Regions from separate parts of the Homo sapiens genome. Here region 1 is linked to region 2. Evidence: read pairs that join two places in POLR2A ChIA-PET (ENCODE). Cell type or tissue: PC-9. All regions are shown on one strand. Links, peaks and the distances in the headings refer to the core of each region. The heading gives the core; the rest is flanking DNA. Region 1 overlaps PRKCH (protein kinase C eta). Region 2 overlaps PRKCH (protein kinase C eta).

Region 1 (2,921 bases), core at 188-2,687, 130 kb after region 2:
TTTTTCTTTCCAATCCTTTGGTTAGTTGCTATTAATAATATAATTCTTCTGGGGAATCTACTCCCATAACTAATGCATTAAACAGTCAAAACATGTAATACTTTAGAGTTGATTCGAAAGACAAATGTCCAAGAAAAGAACACTGACTGCAATCATATTTCTCAATATATACTACATTCCACAAAACAGTCAGTATACAGGAACTTATATTGTGTAAACATGTAAAATCAGAATGGGGAAAATGAAATAGGAAATCAAGGCTGGGAAAAGTTAAGATGTAACTGTTAAAATTTTCTTAAAGTTGAGCTACAAATTTGAATCTGAATTTCTGACGCGAAGCAAAGCAAACAAAAAGAAAACCAGGTTCACAAACAAGGTTCACGATAAACCCTAATGAAACCACACCAATTTCTCAGGAGAAGAGACTTCAAAGCCCTTAGGTCTAAAGAAATGTCTCTAATGCAGAGGTTCTCAAAGTGTGATCCCCAAGACCAGCAGCATAAGTATCCCCTGGGAACTTGTTAGAAATGCAGTCAGGGACTGAAACAGAATCTGGGCATGGGGGTCCAGCAAGCTGTTTTAACAAACCCTCCCGGTGATACTGATGCAAGCTACACCTTGAGAACCACTGCTTTAGTGGGTCTTCACACAGCATCCACTGAAAGTGGTTACAAACCTGCTCAAAAGTATTCCAACAATCAGCCAATGGTGTATTTTGCATACCAAGTTCTAATAACGTTCTTCAGGGCAAAGAGGGTAAAGGAGATTTACAAAGATCCAAGCCACATGACCAAGTACACAGCTTGGGTGTAGAATGGAAATATGAGCAGCAGGATCACTGTTTCCCAGTGCCTGGCACATATTAGACTTCCACATCTTTCTGAATAAGTAAATAATGAAAAAAATGCATGCATGAATGAACATCCTTTAAACAATTCCCCAAAAATAACAATAATTGTCAACTGCACTTTGAGTGCCTATAATTAAATGTCATTTTCAAAGGGTACAAAAATTTTAAATGATTTTAGAAGGGAAAAGTCACCATTTATAATCAAACAGCTTTCTACTTCAAATTCAAAAAATAAAATAAAATTTGCAAAAACATTCCAACTTTCACAGCACATTCCAACCAGCAGCCCACTTTAGCTCCGCAGTCTGTAAGAGAGGAGGTGATCAGTGCCAGCTCTGTTTTCACTGATGGGAAATATCTACAGGAGGATCACTCATGTGGCCTAAGGCACACAGCATGAAGTCTGCTGACCCCTGGCCTACTGAGCAGCAACTCTGCAGAGCCTGTTCTGCCTGTAAAGCCTTTCCTCGCAGTTCAGTCTGGAGGAGTCTCCTTGTGTCAGGTATTAGGCAGAAGACCCGGCATGAAGCAGCCAGAGGGGAGGACATGGCAGTACAGGGCCTTTTCCCTGTCAGGAAACACACAAGGCTCAAAGGCAAGATCATCTTGGGGACACGGTTCTCTTTTTTTTTTTTCCCATGACTAGGGATAGTGAGGAAGTACTGGTAATAGCCAGAGAAGAGGTGAAGGGTAGACTGTGAGTGTCAGAAATCTACAGCAGATGTTGGAACTAGAGGCTGCTGTAAGGCAGCCCAGCAGGCAACATGGGAGGGTGAACCTTGGTTAAGGAAGGGCTTAGCAGCCGGCTGGGAATCAGAGGCTCCTCTGACTTTCTCCTTAGAAATTCCTAACTTTGCATCCCATTTCATGAGGCTCTCAGACACTTGGAAGCTCCTCCAAGGCCCTCATACTAAGATTCACCTACAGATCAAGAGCTCTCCAGGCTGGGCGCGGTGGCTCACGCCTGTAATCCCAGCACTTTGGGAGGCTAAGGCAGGCGGATCACGAGGTCAGGAGGTCGAGACCATCCTGGTTAGCAAGGTGAAACCCCGTCTCTACTAAAAATACAAAAAATTAGCCGGGCGTGGTGGTGGGCTCCTGTAGTCCCAGCTACTTGGAAGGCTGAGGCAGGAGAATGGCGTGAACCTGGGAGGCGGAGCTTGCAGTGAGCCGAGATTGCGCCACTGCACTCCAGCCTGGGTGAAAGAGCGAGACTGTTTAAAAAAAAAAAAAAAAAAAGGAGTTCTCCAGATTAAGAGCCTGGGGAGCATATTCATTGTAGTTGTTACCAAGAAAGTCACAAGCAGGACACAAATCCACTCTGGGCAGTCTCTTTCCTTCTAGAATGATTCCAGGTCACAAAACGTCCAACAGAGGCCAGAGTTAGGGGGCTGGCCCCAGCACCCATTCCTCCAACAAACATTTATTGAGCACCTACCTACTGGGTGCTGAAAATAGGGAAATCACAAGACCAGAACAGCACCAAAAGACAGCTCTTGCACTGTAACCTCACCCACAATGACCTCATCCACGGTGACCTCGGTGGCAATTACATCAGGGCTGACCTCTGACACACACACACACACACACACACATACACACACACACACGCAATACCTGAGTAGTATCATCTCATACTTGTTTTCCAGGGTTCGTGTCCTCTGAGGACATTGAGTCAGGCATTTAGATTGGGTTAGGGGCAGATGCACATCCCTTTGAGAATTACCTGCTGACTCTACCCTTTCTCTGTGATGGTAGTTCATGCTTCCTTCATCTGCCTGTCTCTCACCACTTTTCCTATTGTTCTTTAACACACTTTCTGCCTTCTCTGAGCTCTGGGTCTCCAGTCTGCCAAAGTAAGAAAAAGTCCTGCATATAACCCTTGGGTCATTGCTTCCACAAGCAATGGAATATGTAGGAAAGTGGATATATTCAGGAAAACAGACTTTCCTACTCATCGAAGTATTTGTTTTAGAAATCTCATGTTTAGTGCATCTCACTGCTATCTTAGAGAAGGGAAGAAGCCAGCAGAAGGAGCCACATCCCTAGACAGAGAGCTCCTCTCAGTGGA
Region 2 (2,921 bases), core at 316-2,815:
GAGAGCTCAGAATAGAGCCTGGCTCGTAGTAGATGCTCAATAAATGGTAGCAATCATAATATATTCTCAGCCCTGACCTGTCATCTTAAAATAAAAAAAGCGTAGAATTTGAGGCCTTGGTCAATTCCATGAACACCTAAGAACACCTAACTCTCCTGTCATTGTCCTAGGGGCTGGGCTTGGACAGCCACAGTCCCTGCCTTCATGAACCCATATGCACAGGGGCACAGCCTATGGAAAGCACTAAGGGAAGGGTTTCACGGGATGCCATGGGAACAGAGGGGGCACCTAACCTAGATGGAATCTGGAGGGTAGGGGAGTCCAGGAAAGGCTTATCAGAGGAGGTGATGACTAAGATGAGACTGCAAGAATTGGTAGCTGGAAGCTTGGCAAAGAGATGGGGGAGCATTCTAAGCAGGGGGAAACGTGTGGAAAGGCCTGATGGGTGAGGGAACTCAGCACCTGCATGGATTCAAAAGGATATCATGGAGTGGAATTGTAGATTCCACCACATACTGTGTGACCTTGAACAAGTCCTTTCACTTCCCAGAGCCTCAAATATAGGATAATGTCACTGACCTTTGTCTGCAAAATAAGGATAATGCCACTTACCTTGTGCAACTGTCATACAGAAGATACAATTAAACAGAGGAGTTTATCCTTACAGGACAAATGCTCAACACATGTGGTTAGCATTCTGTATTGCAGAAAGAAAACAAAAAGGCTTGGGCCCTCGACGCCCATGACGCCCGAATTCATCTGCTCCAGCCCACTGGTCCCTCTGCTGCTCCTTGATCCCACTGCGCACTCTCCCTCCAAGGACTTGGCCTAGAACACTCTTCTCCCAGATATTCACATGGAGCTGCCTCCTCCCATCCTTAGGTCTTTGTTCATCTGCTCAAATGTCCCTTATCAGAGAAGCTTTTAAAAATCTCTGTGTCAAACAGTAAATCTTTGTTACTGAATTTTATATTGCTCCTACCAAGTTTTTTATCCATATACTGAATCACCCTAACATTCAATATATTTTTGTCTTTTGTCCTACTTTTGTGTTCTTTCTATATTTTGTCCTACTACTTGTGCTAGAAGTTAAGCTCCCTGAGAGGAGGGGGTTTTGTCTGTTTTATTTCCTGTATTTTTCCAGAGCTCACAGTAGCGTCTGGTACACAGTGAGTGCCCAACAACAAAAAAATTATTTGTTAACGGAAAGAACAAACACCCCAAGCTCGAGGGCAGGACCTGTCTTTATTCTTCTTTTACTCCCTAAGAGCCTGACAAAGGTTTGCATTGGGTAGACTTTTCATAAACATTTGTTGAACTGTACAATTCAATTACTTTTTACAAATGGTTGTGTTCATTTAATACATAAAGATTAAATGACTGTATTTTTCTTGTTCAGCAAATAAATCCAAGATTCTCTGTAATTATAATGAAGCAATTGGTTGCTTGGTCAATTTGGTGGGAAGAAGAGCAAAACTGGTGGCCTGGTTTCATTAGCTGGTGAAAGCCACTAACACATTTATCAATTAGTTCCAAATAGTCACAGCCTTCACTGATGAAAAGGCCAAACCCTGAGGAGGTATGCCAGGATCAGCATTCTGGTTTAATATATGAAGTACAGAAAAATGATCAAGGTGTCCCAGGACTTAAATGTCTATCTGTTATAAAGTTAGGTCCTTTGAGAAACTGCATTACTGGGATTACACCCTCAGGATGTTCACTCCACTAATGGTCTGAAAAGGTTCTTGAATCTCCTCTCAAATTAACCATCAAACATCTGCTTTAATACCAGAAGGCGTAAACTCAAAATGAGGTCAACTGCTTCCCCTAAACATTAGAAACTGTTGAAATTGAAGCAAAATGCCAGAGTATAGTCTTCAGGTTGTACAACCTGTCACATATGCCCTAGGACTTCCTAAGAAAATTATCTCAAGGGTTTATGGTAAGTTCATGGTAAGTATATCAATCACTTGCAATTCCAAAATATTGTGAAAATACAGAGAAAATGATTTGGTTTCAAAGAAAAGCATGACCAGAGTTTACTATAGAGACTGGTCTTCAGAAGGTTGATTTTTACAAGCTAAAACTCCAATTTCTATGAAGAATTACCTGTTATTCAGGCAGTGTCTTGAGAATAATTGCTGCCTATGCCTATGGATACCAAGAAAACCCAAATCAGGTGACAGCACATATGCAAAGATAACCTCTTATATTGACACGGCATGTTCCAAAAAGCATTCGCATTTCCACTTCCATCTGATTTGAGTTTTACAAGGACCCTGCTGGGAAGCTGTGTCAATGGCACCTCCACTGTACAGATGGGCCAAAGGGCTAGGGGCATTCAGCAACCTGCCCACATCCCCAGGACCAGGGCTGGGTCTAGCATGCAGGGCTTCTGAAAACCATGTCCAGCATTCTTTCAGTAGGAAGAATATATGTAGCGTCACACACATACTCTAAAGTAAGTGATCTTTTTCTATACTTTTATGGAATTATATTTTTAATACACTGGCACTTTGGGGATACTTACTCTAAATGATGAACATACCAATTGTTTCTATAACCCTGGAGCCAAATTTAGGCAGATTTCTAATGGAGTCTGGTTCCCCAGGGTTCTGTCCTTGACTCACACTGTTCCATTTAAGAGACTCCTATTGGGTGATCTCATTCAGTCTCGTGGTCTCAACTAATAGCTATGTCCTGATGACTTCCAAATATTTAATTCAGCCCATCCTCTTTACTGAGCTTCAGACTCCTATGCCCCTATCCATGGAGCATCTCCACTGGAGTATACCTCAGGCACCTGTCATACAACCTTTCTAAAACTTCTTCCTCTTTTGCCTAGACTTCTTCCTAGGCACATGATCTCTCCTAGCTAATGGCACTGCCATCCACTCAACCTTCTAGCTAAACACCTGGAA

Evidence for each region. Peaks named below come from ENCODE experiments on the same cell type or tissue, not always from the same donor. Only the 100,000 strongest peaks of a DNase experiment are listed, where the experiment ranks them.
Region 1: POLR2A ChIA-PET joins it to region 2 with 18 read pairs; 2 of 35 experiments call an interaction of 5 or more read pairs at or near these places.

What each region holds. Positions count from the first base shown.
Region 1 is chr14:61,366,885-61,369,805 of GRCh38, reverse strand. All of the region lies in intron 1 of PRKCH (protein kinase C eta), which reads right to left. Among named protein-coding and RNA genes, the nearest start is that of PRKCH-AS1, 46 kb to the right of the region's middle. In PC-9, for the core only: no CTCF peak of the experiment used is centred there; DNase peaks (open chromatin) are centred at 1,265 and 2,425; H3K4me3 peaks cover 2,500 bases; H3K27ac peaks cover 2,500 bases.
Region 2 is chr14:61,493,948-61,496,868 of GRCh38, reverse strand. All of the region lies in intron 10 of PRKCH (protein kinase C eta), which reads right to left. Among named protein-coding and RNA genes, the nearest start is that of PRKCH-AS2, 50 kb to the left of the region's middle. In PC-9, for the core only: no CTCF peak of the experiment used is centred there; no DNase peak of the experiment used is centred there.